Regions from separate parts of the Homo sapiens genome. Here region 2 is linked to region 1. Evidence: read pairs that join two places in POLR2A ChIA-PET (ENCODE). Cell type or tissue: CD4-positive, alpha-beta T cell. All regions are shown on one strand. Links, peaks and the distances in the headings refer to the core of each region. The heading gives the core; the rest is flanking DNA. Region 1 overlaps CTF1 (cardiotrophin 1). Region 2 has its middle 31 kb from the start of MIR4519.

Region 1 (5,367 bases), core at 267-5,266:
AATTTGACTTTAATAGGATTTCAACAGTGATTTGGGGACAGGCAATACATTTCAGGTAGACCACCTGCTTGACAAAGTTCTGGTGCCTCATTTTCCTTCAGTTGGAATGGGACAGACCCTGATGGGGTCAGGAACAAAGAGCCAGCGTGGGAGAGGTGATCAATGAGCAGGAGGTTGGCCATCCTCATTCCTCCCCCCTTTCCCACCAGAAGACCCCCAGACTGATTCCTCAGTCTCACTTCTTCCCCACTTGGAGGCCAAGATCCGTCAGACACACAGCCTTGCGCACCTCCTCACCAAATACGCTGAGCAGCTGCTCCAGGAATATGTGAGTGGGAATGGGGGTGGGGGTGCCGGGGGCCTGGGGAATGGGAGCAGACATCACAGAGGTCCTCGATCACCCATTCTCTCAACCTCATTTTCCAACTGTGGAAATCAGGGCTCCTGAGAGGGACAGCAACTTGCCCCTGGCCACACAGCAAATTGGAAGAGGACCCTGTCTGTGACCCAGATGCCACTCTGTCCTCTCCAGCTTAGAGGCACCCTCCTCAGTGCTTTGTTTTTGAGAGGAGGCCTCGCTCTGTCGCCCAGGCTGGAGTGCAGTGGTGCCATTATGGCTCATTGCAGCCTCAACCTCCTGGGCTTAAGCAATCCTCCTGCCTTAGCCTCTCAAGTAGGTGGGGCCACAGGCACACACCATCATGCCTGGGTAATTTTTTCATTATTTTGTAGAGGCAGGGTCTTGCTGTATTGCCCAGGCTGGTCTTGAACTCCTGGGCTCAAGTGACCTTGGTGCTTTAAGTCAGAGGTAGCCAGGTAGCCTGGGGCAGTGAAGAGAACTCTGATCTGTATCTCAGGAAACCGAGGTTCTAGGCTCTGCGTGACCTTGACACCTCCCCTCCATGGGCCTTGGTCTCTCCCCAACAGTAAAAGGAGGCAGCTAAATATGATTAACTCTGAACTCTCCCACCTGGGATATTCAGGGAAGCCAAGAAGAGGTTCCAATCTGGAGCAACAGTTATCCCAAGAGGGCACTTTCACAGAAGACAGGGATCTGCTGACATCTTTAGTTGGGCAGAGGACCCTGCCCAAGGAAAGAAAATATTTCCCCAAATTACCCTCGTGTAGTGAAGGGAGGGTATAGCTTTGAATCAGACTGCAGGCCTGCCAACTTGTTAACTGTGAGCTTGGGCAGTAACAATAACATTAAAAATAATAATGTAACAATTATGGCAGCGGATAGTGGGAGAATAGTGGCATAATAGAACTAGCTTTGGGCTGGGTGCGTTGGCTCATGCCTGTAATCCCATTGCTTTTGGAGGCTGAGGCAGGAGGATTGCTTGAGCTCGGGAGTTCGAGACCAGCCTGGGTAACACAGTGAGCCCTCATCTCTTAAAAAAGAAAAGAATAAAAGAAAAGAAAATAAAAAGGAAAAGAAAAAAATAGCCAGGCGTGGTGGTGTATGCCTGTGGTTCCATCTACTCAGGAGGCTGAGTGTGGAGGATTGCTTGAGCCCTGGAGGCTGTGTGATCAAACCATTGCTCTCCACCCTTGGCGACAGTGTGAGACCCCATCTATTTAAAACAAACAAAGAAAACTAGCTTTGTACTGCTATGAACTTTGGTTCAAATTCCAGCTCTGCCACTTCCTAGGGTAAGTCACTATAGTCACTGTATCTCCAGCCCAACATTTTTTTTTTTTTTTTGAAATGGAGTTTCGCTCTTGTGGCCCAGGTTGGAGTGCAATGGTGCGATCTCAGTTCACTGCAACCTCCGCCTCCCAGGTTCAAGGGATTCTTCTGCCTCAGTCTCCTGAGTAGCTGGGATTACAGTCACCACCACCATATCTGGCTAATTTTTGTATTTTTAGTAGAGATAGGGTTTCACCATGTTGGCCAGGTGGGTCTTGAACTCCTGACTTCAGCTGATCTGCCTGCCTTGGCCTCCCAGAGTGCCTGGATTACAGGCGTGAGTCACCGTGCCCAGCCCCACATTTATCTTTCATTTGTTCATTCATATGATGTTGATTCATTGAGCCCCTGCTCAATGCAGGTACAGAGGTTGGGGAGGATAGGGAAGGGAATGAAGCCCCCTTGGCCCCTGGACTATCTTATATGATTTCCATGAAGACAGGACAGGAAGCTTCCCCATTCATTGTACAGATGAGAAGGCTGAGGCTCAGAGAAGGGAAGTGGTTTTGCCCCAAACTGCACAGCTAGTAAGTGGTGAAGATAGGATTTGAACTCTGGTCTGTAAGGTAACTTTAATAAAAGAGCTGACATTTTTACTGAACTCTTCCTGGGACCAGGCCCTGTCTTGAACACTTGACATGGTCATAACTGCTTTATGAAGTTGCTGCTGTTATTAGGTCCTATTTATTTATTTATTGAGACAGGGTCTGACTCTCACCCAGGCTGGAGGGCAGTGGTGCCATCATAGCTCATTGAAGCCTTGACCTCCTGGGCTCAAGCAATCCTCCCACCTCAGCCTCAGCCTCCGGAACAGCTGGAACTACAGACATGCGCCACCACACTCGCTATTTTTTTTTTTTTTTTTTTTTTTAGAGCTGTGGTCTTGCTGTGTTGCCTAGGCTGGTCTCGAACCCCTGGGCTCAAGTGATTATCTCACCTTGGCCTCCCAAAGTGCTGACCTAAACTGGCCCAGTCTGGGTCCAGTTTAGGGAGGAAGAAACAGGCATTGGTGTCAAGCGCATGCCACTTTGTTTTGCCTTAAACAGAGCAGCTCTGTTAGGAGGGATTATCATCTGCAAGATGAGGAAACTGACACCCCCAGAGAGCGGGTTGGAGAGCCCAGTTAACAGCCCCCTGCCCGTGCTCCGGGGCCCCGCTGACCCGCCGGCCGTGTCTCCGCAGGTGCAGCTCCAGGGAGACCCCTTCGGGCTGCCCAGCTTCTCGCCGCCGCGGCTGCCGGTGGCCGGCCTGAGCGCCCCGGCTCCGAGCCACGCGGGGCTGCCAGTGCACGAGCGGCTGCGGCTGGACGCGGCGGCGCTGGCCGCGCTGCCCCCGCTGCTGGACGCAGTGTGTCGCCGCCAGGCCGAGCTGAACCCGCGCGCGCCGCGCCTGCTGCGCCGCCTGGAGGACGCGGCGCGCCAGGCCCGGGCCCTGGGCGCCGCCGTGGAGGCCTTGCTGGCCGCGCTGGGCGCCGCCAACCGCGGGCCCCGGGCCGAGCCCCCCGCCGCCACCGCCTCAGCCGCCTCCGCCACCGGGGTCTTCCCCGCCAAGGTGCTGGGGCTCCGCGTTTGCGGCCTCTACCGCGAGTGGCTGAGCCGCACCGAGGGCGACCTGGGCCAGCTGCTGCCCGGGGGCTCGGCCTGAGCGCCGCGGGGCAGCTCGCCCCGCCTCCTCCCGCTGGGTTCCGTCTCTCCTTCCGCTTCTTTGTCTTTCTCTGCCGCTGTCGGTGTCTGTCTGTCTGCTCTTAGCTGTCTCCATTGCCTCGGCCTTCTTTGCTTTTTGTGGGGGAGAGGGGAGGGGACGGGCAGGGTCTCTGTCGCCCAGGCTGGGGTGCAGTGGCGCGATCCCAGCACTGCAGCCTCAACCTCCTGGGCTCAAGCCATCCTTCCGCCTCAGCTTCCCCAGCAGCTGGGACTACAGGCACGCGCCACCACAGCCGGCTAATTTTTTATTTAATTTTTTGTAGAGACGAGGTTTCGCCATGTTGCCCAGGCTGGTCTTGAACTCCGGGGCTCAAGCGATCCTCCCGCTTCAGCCTCCCTAAGTGCTGGGATTGCAGGCGTGAGCCACTTTCCCAGCCTCTCTTTGCTTTGCCTGCCCCGTTCTCTTAACTCTTGGACCCTCCTCGTCTGCATGGTAACTCCGTCTGAGTCTACCATTTTCTTGCTCTCCCTCCTTCCTTGGGCCTGCCTCAGTTCCCTTTGGCCTCCCCCTTTACCCAGCTCTTGGGGTGTCTCTGTTTTTTCCATCCCCACTTCCTGCCTTCTCGTGGCCCTGTGTGAGCACATGTGTACATCTCAGCCTTATCTCAAGGAGGTGACACCTTCTCTCCTTGTCCCCATCTGGCTGTCTCTCTGTGCTTCCCTGGCCAGGGGCGTGCCTGCTGGTCCTATGGGGGGAAGGCTACTCTGCATCTCAGCCACCTTCCTCAGGCTCACTCCACCTACATCCCCAGTCTGCCACACCCCATCCCTTTGGGCCTCAGCCCTGTCCCTTTGATGTCCTCCTTTCCTTCAGCCCCTCTGCCCTGTCCCTGCACACCTCCACTGCCTCCCAGCAGATCTGTGGAGACAAAACAAGCAACACCTTAAAAGAGTTTTATTTCTGAAAATAAATTAATTTTTTGTAAATAAAATGTTTAAAAATAAAAAAGAAACTAAAGTTACTTGTATATATAGTTGTTGAAAATGGGGAGACAGCTTTAGGGAGAAAAGGACCCTTGGGATGCAGCCTAGTCCCCCAGACATGCCCAAGAAGCCCAGCAGTATAAATAGGAGGCTGACAGCCCCTGGCCAGTGGTGCCCTCTGCCAGCCCAGAACAGGAAGTGGATGTGTCCTAACAGGAAACAGATGTGATGCAGTCCTTAGTTCTTCAAGAATTGGGCTTCCATGGATCAGGAAGTGGAGCCCCTGAGGACAGGAAGTGGAACAGTAGCCCCAGAGAGACAGGCCAAGGAGGGGAGCCAATGAACTTCAGCAGGAAGAAGGAAGCCTATCCGCTTAGAAAGGCGGGCTCTTCATACAGCGAATGAGGCAGACAGAGACAGGAAGGCAGCCCCAACCGTCCCAAAATTACAAAAAAGGGAAGGTCTCAGGGAGAGCCTAGGAAGGGGACCAACTGTCCTCTCCCTGTAGAGTGACAGGTGAAGCCTCTTTGGAGAGGTGCATCTTTCCAACCAGGAAGTGGACACCCAGTACCACTGGATGGGTAACCCATGGAATGGCATCCATGGAGGTTGACCCAGACCTAGAACGCAGGCCAGAGGACCTGGGCCGGAAGGCCCTGAAATAAGGAAATTGAGGCCTGGCTCCCAGGAAATATTCCCATACATGGCACCCAAGCCCCATCTGCTAGATGAGGTTTATCTCCTTTTCTAGCCCACAAGCAAGGCAGAAAAGAGGCCATTGTGAAAGAGGAAGTGCTGCAGCCTCTGACAGGAAGTCCTACCCCTCTATGCTGAGTACTTAGCCTTGAGCAGAGCCAAGTCTCTCACAGCTCGGTCTGTCCAGTGGCCATATTCCCGGGTCACCACGTAGCCTCGACATTTCCTCTCAAAGGCCGAGGCCCCAAAGGCAGCAAGCCCTAGAGTATCCTCTTCTGGGGGGATTGGCAGCCCCAGGGCCGTCATGATGGCGGCCATATTGCCCAGCAGGCCTTGGGCCCTGAGTCTCGCAGC
Region 2 (5,367 bases), core at 227-5,226, 58 kb before region 1:
GGGCCCTTGGCCGGGCATGGTGGCTCACACCTGTAATCCCAGCACTTTGGGAGATTGAGGCGGGCAGATCACGAGGTCAGGAGATCAAGACCATCCTGGCTAACATGGTGAAACCCCATCTCTACTAAAGATACAAAAAATTAGCCAGGCGTGGTGGTGGGCACCTGTAGTCCCAGCCACTCGGGAGGCTGAGGCAGGAGAATGGCATGAACCTGGGAGGCGGAGCTTGCAGTGAGCCGAGATCATGCCACTGCACTCCAGCCTGGGCCAAATGCGAGACTCCATCTCAAAAAAAAAAAAAAAAAAAAAAAAGCTCAGGGCCCTTGTCCACCAGAGACAAGGTGCCCCCTGACCCCTTCTTCCAAATATACTCTTCTGTCTTTGTCTTTTATTCCCGTGTTCACCCCCCTTTGTTCAGTCTCCCAAGGTCCGTGCAGGTTACAGTAATTGAGTTACAGTGAAGTTGTTAGGGTGGGCTCTAATTCAATACGACTGGTACACTTAAGAGGAAATTTAGACACAGACATATACAAAGTGAAGACCATGTAGAGACACAAGGAGAACAAGGCCATTTACAAGACAATGAGAGAGGCCTCAGAAGAAACCAACTCTGCCGACACCTTGGTCTTGGACTTCCAGTCTCCAGAACTATGAGAAAATAAATTTCTGTTGTTGAAGCCACCCAATCTGTGGTACCTTGTTATGGTATACCTAGCTAAAGAGCACACTGGCCACTCAAGAGGAAACTTGCCTTACGCCACTTGCCTCTGTTTGATAGAACCTAACATACTATTCTGACTGCTAATTGTAAATAAAATAAGGAATAATTAAAGAAAAGTTACAGCCCATCTAAGGGACTCAGAAACCAGAGGAGGGAAGATCAAGCCAGTCCCTGGATGAAATGTTATTTATTTATTTTTTAAAACAGAGTCTCGCTCTGTCACCCAGGCTGGAGTGCAGTGGTGCGATCTCAGCTCACTGCAACCTCCACTTCCCGGGTTCATGCCATTCTCCTGCCTCAGCCTCCCGAGTAGCTGGGACCACTGGCGCCCGCCACCGCTCCCAGCTAATTTTTTGTATTTTTAGTACAGACAGGGTATCACCGTGTCAGCCAGGATGGTCTCGATCTCCTGACCTCGTGATCCGCTCGCCTCAGCCTCCCAAAGTGCTGGGATTACAGGCATGAGCCACCGCGCCCAGCCATTCTCCTGACCTTGTGATCCACCCTCCTCAGCTTCCCAAAGTGCTGGGATTACAGGCGTGAGCCACTGCACCTGGCCAAAATGGTTTTAACTGAAGTAAAATTGATTGAAGTCTGTTTTTTAAAAAAAGTTACAAGAGCTCAAACTTCCTTGTCACCAATCCTGTTCTTTCCAAATCCCTGGCCATCCAGCCAAATCATGAGCAACTGCCCATGCGTTAGTATAGGTCTGTACTTCTGGCTATTTCTCATTCCAGACATAGCAAACAATCAAACATACTAGTCAAAATTCCGGCCACTGCGAGGCCATGACAGCAGATTTTGCAGACTCTTCTGTAGAATGAGAGATACTCCAGGAGGTCATAGACACTAATGGAGGGAGAGGAAGACAATGTAGCAAGAGTTGGTGTTGGGCTGGGTGCCGTGACTCATGCCAGTAATCCCAGCACTTTGGGAGGCTGAGGCAGGAGGATCACTTGAGACCAGGAGTTTGAGACCAGCCTGGGCAACATAGTGAGACCTTGTCTCTACTAAAAATGAAAAAGTTAGCTAGGCGTAGTGGCACATGCCTGTAGTCCCAGCTACTTGGGAGGCTGAGGTAGGAGGGTCACTTGGGCCTGGGAGGTTGAGGCTGCAGTGAGCTGTGATCATGCCACTGCACTCCAGTCTCGGTGACAGAGTGAGACCCTGACTCAAAAAACAAAAAAAAAAAGTTGGTGTGAAGGAGTGGATTCTTCTATTGGTGTTTGCCATGTTTGCCATGGACACTGAGCGTTACCGGATCTGCTGGATCTCAAGCACCACACAGTAGACCAGCATGTGATGTAATGCAGCCTGGACTTGCTGCAGAGCCTTCTCTCGCTCCAGTCCCTGCTCAAAACTAGCAGCATAGACCGGGCACTGTGGGTCATGCCTGTAATTCCAGGATTTTGGGAGGCTGAGGTGGGTGGATCACTTGAGGTCAGGAGTTGGAGACCAGCCTGGCCAATATGGTGAAACCTCATCTCTACTAAAAATACAAAGAATAGCCAGGCATTGTGGCACATGCCTGTAATCCCAGCTACTTGGGATGCTGCTTGGCAGGAGAATCTCTTAAACCCGGGAGGCAGAGGTTGCAGTGAGCTGAGATCGCACCATTGCACTCCAGCTTTGGCGACAAAGCGAGACTCTGCCTCAAAAAAAAAAAAAAAAAAAAAAAAAAAAGTCCGGGCGTGGTGGCTCATGCCTATAATCCCAGCACTTTGGGAGGCCGAGGCAGGCGGATCACAAGGTCAAGAGATCAAGACCATCCTGGCCAACATGGTGAAACTCCGTCTCTACTAAAAATACCAAAATTAGCTGGGCGTGGTGGTGCGCACCTGTAGTCCCAGCTACTCGGGAGGCTGAGGCAGGAGAACTGCTTGAACCCAGGGGGCAGGGGTTGCAGTGAGCCCAGATGGCACCAATGCACTCCAGCCTGGTGACAGAGTGAGACTCCGTCTCAAAAAAAAAAAAAAAAAAAAAAAAAAGGGAAAAAACAAACAAACTAGCAGCCTTACAAATACTAATTTGCTCCAAGAAAGATACTGTATCTGGGAACAGCAGCTACAATTGGAGTCACCATCTGATAAAGTTTATGATAGTCCACAGTCATTCTCCGAGATCCATCTGACTTCTGCACAGGCCACACTGGTGGGTTAAATGAGCATGTGATAGGTGTCATCACCCTTGCTTCTTTTAATTTTTTGATGGTGGCATTAATCTCTGTGCTTCCCTCAGGAATGTGGTATTTCTACTGGCTTCTTTTCTCTGTAGGGAGGGGAAGTTCCAGGGGCTTTCACTTAGGCCTTCCTGTCATATTGACCTTCAGTCTATGAGTCAGAGAGCCTATGTGGGGATTCTGGCACTATGTCAGTTTTCAATCAGTTGTCTCAGCTCTAAATGTCACCCTCCAGTACCTGCTCTAAGATAACGGGCTGGACTTCTAATACATTTCTCCTTGCAAAGAACATGATGTTATGCTTTGTCAGTAGAGGGCGCTGGTGGGACATTGCAAGAAGAAGGGGAAGCTCTTCCTGGTTCTGGTCCTGTTGAGGTTTCATTTTTCTTGCTCTTGCTGCAGTTTTTCAGGGGCAGATCCCAGTGGTTCTCTGCCCTAGATGCATGTCCAGAGTGAAAAGTCCTTGGGAGGCTCAAAGACCCCAGTTTGCAACACTTTACCACGTTCCCTCCCCCAATATGGACACCACAAATCCCATACCACATGCCGCCTTTGCTGTGAGTGGCTCCTGGCACTTGGATAGTTTTTGCACACCCACCACTGGTCCTGACCTTTATTGGCTTTCTCTAGCACTGAACTCTGGCAGAGCACGCTTCTCCAGTACTTGGCTTCTGTAGCAGTCTAGCTTTCTCCAGCACTGTGCTCTCACCAAGCGCACTTTATCTAACAGGTAGAAAGCATGGCTTTCTCTGCCACTTGGTTCCTGTATGGGTAGAGCTTCCTCAGGCACTGGGCTCTCGCTGAGTCTGCATGCTCTCGTGCTTGACTCCTCTAATAGCCTGACTCTCTACAGTGCTTGATCCTTGCACTGGCAAAGCTCTTTCCAGCAATGGGCTCCTGCAGAGTGAGTTTCCTACAGTTCTTGGTTCCAACAGTGCTTGGTGGAATAGCAGCTTCACCTGATACCCCAGAGGGCAGATTTCTAGGAGGTCTCATTTGGTGAGGCATGTCAGTGGCTTCTCTGCCATGCCTTTCAAATGACATCTGGATCTCAGCCCTTGTGGGAGAAGATTCTTCATTGGATACTGTATCTCAGCCCCGGGGATAGTAGCTGATCTTTATATCTGCCACCTCTGTATTTCTGCATTCTTTTTTTTTTTTTCTTTTTATTGAGACAGCACTCTGTTGCCCAGGCTGGAGTACAGTGGTGCAATCACAGCTCACTGCAGCCTCAAACTCCTGGGCTCAAGAGATCCTTCAGCTGGGCGCAGTGGCTCATGCCTATAATCCCAGCACTTTGGGAGGCCGAGACAGGCGGATCACAAGATCAGGAGATCGAGACCAGCCTGGCCAACGTGGTGAAACCCCGTCTCTACTAACAATACAAAAATTAGCTGTGCATGGTGGCAGGTGCCTGTAGTCCCAGCTACTCCGGAGGCTGAGGCAGGAGAATTGCTTGAACCCGGGAGGCAGAGGTTGTAGTGAGCTGAGCTGAGATCACGCCACTGCACTCCAGCCTGGGCAACAGAGCGAGACTCCATCTCAAAAAAAAAAAAAAAGAAAGATCCTTCAGCCTCAGCCTCCTCAGTAGCTGGGACCACAGGTTTGCACCACCATGCCTGGCTAATTTTAAAATTTATTTATTTATTTATTTATTTATTTATTTATTTATTTTTTGGAGATGGAGTCTCACTCTGTGGCCCAGGCTGGAGTGCAGTGGCGCGATCTCAGCTCACTGCAAGCTCCGCCTTCTGGGTTTAAGAGATTCTCCTGCTTCAGCCTCCCGAGTAGCTGGGACTACAGGCGCCCACCAACACGCCCGGCTAAATTTTTTTGTATTTTTAGTAGAGACGGGGTTTCACTGTGTTAGCCAGGATGGTCTCGATCTCCTGACCTCGTGATCCGCCCACCTAGGCCTCCCAAAGTTCTGGGATTACAGGCATGAGCCACTGCGCCCGGCTTAAAATTTATCTTTATTTTTTGTAGAGATGAGGTCTTACTATATTGCCCAGGCTCTCTGTATTCTTTAGAATTGTCTTTAGCTCTCATTAACCAATTCCCTATCATTCCAATCCCCTATCAATAATTCCTTATGTTAAACTCCCATTGTGGCTTCTGCCTTTTGATTGAACCTTAACTGATATAATAAGTGGCACTGGGAGTGATCCCAGGAGACAGACCTGTGGAGATGGATTTGGGGATTTATTTAATCACACCCTGGGCTTGAGCTCCCTGCTGAGCTCCTTGCCTTGGGAAGTGGGATGCCAGCAACCCATGGCCTGCAGTAGCATTCCAGCTAGTGACGCTGTCACGTGATGGTGGTGAAGTGCCTACTGAAGCACATGCCTTGGGAACCCAAATGGCTGCTATTCTTGACTACAGTGACAGCAGTAATGACCAAGGAGCAAGGACTGTGGTGTGCGATGGATTCTTTTCAGTACAGTCGAGTTATTACAAAGAGAAAATG

Evidence for each region. Peaks named below come from ENCODE experiments on the same cell type or tissue, not always from the same donor. Only the 100,000 strongest peaks of a DNase experiment are listed, where the experiment ranks them.
Region 2: POLR2A ChIA-PET joins it to region 1 with 56 read pairs; 24 of 35 experiments call an interaction of 5 or more read pairs at or near these places.

What each region holds. Positions count from the first base shown.
Region 1 is chr16:30,899,206-30,904,572 of GRCh38, forward strand. It overlaps CTF1 (cardiotrophin 1), which reads left to right. Exons shown (of 3, transcript NM_001330.5): 2 at 210-328; 3 at 2,873-4,342. The coding sequence ends at 3,334. It also overlaps the pseudogene CTF2P. Among named protein-coding and RNA genes, the nearest start is that of CTF1, 5.3 kb to the left of the region's middle. RefSeq lists a silencer at 2,821-3,320 and an enhancer at 4,882-5,367. In CD4-positive, alpha-beta T cell, for the core only: no CTCF peak of the experiment used is centred there; DNase peaks (open chromatin) are centred at 3,106, 3,356 and 4,596; H3K4me3 peaks cover 1,470 bases; H3K27ac peaks cover 1,950 bases.
Region 2 is chr16:30,841,666-30,847,032 of GRCh38, forward strand. It overlaps a transcript of BCL7C not described here. Among named protein-coding and RNA genes, the nearest start is that of MIR4519, 31 kb to the right of the region's middle. RefSeq lists enhancers at 2,956-3,045, 3,086-3,185. In CD4-positive, alpha-beta T cell, for the core only: CTCF peaks have their summits at 3,210 (motif pointing right) and 3,409; a DNase peak (open chromatin) is centred at 3,226.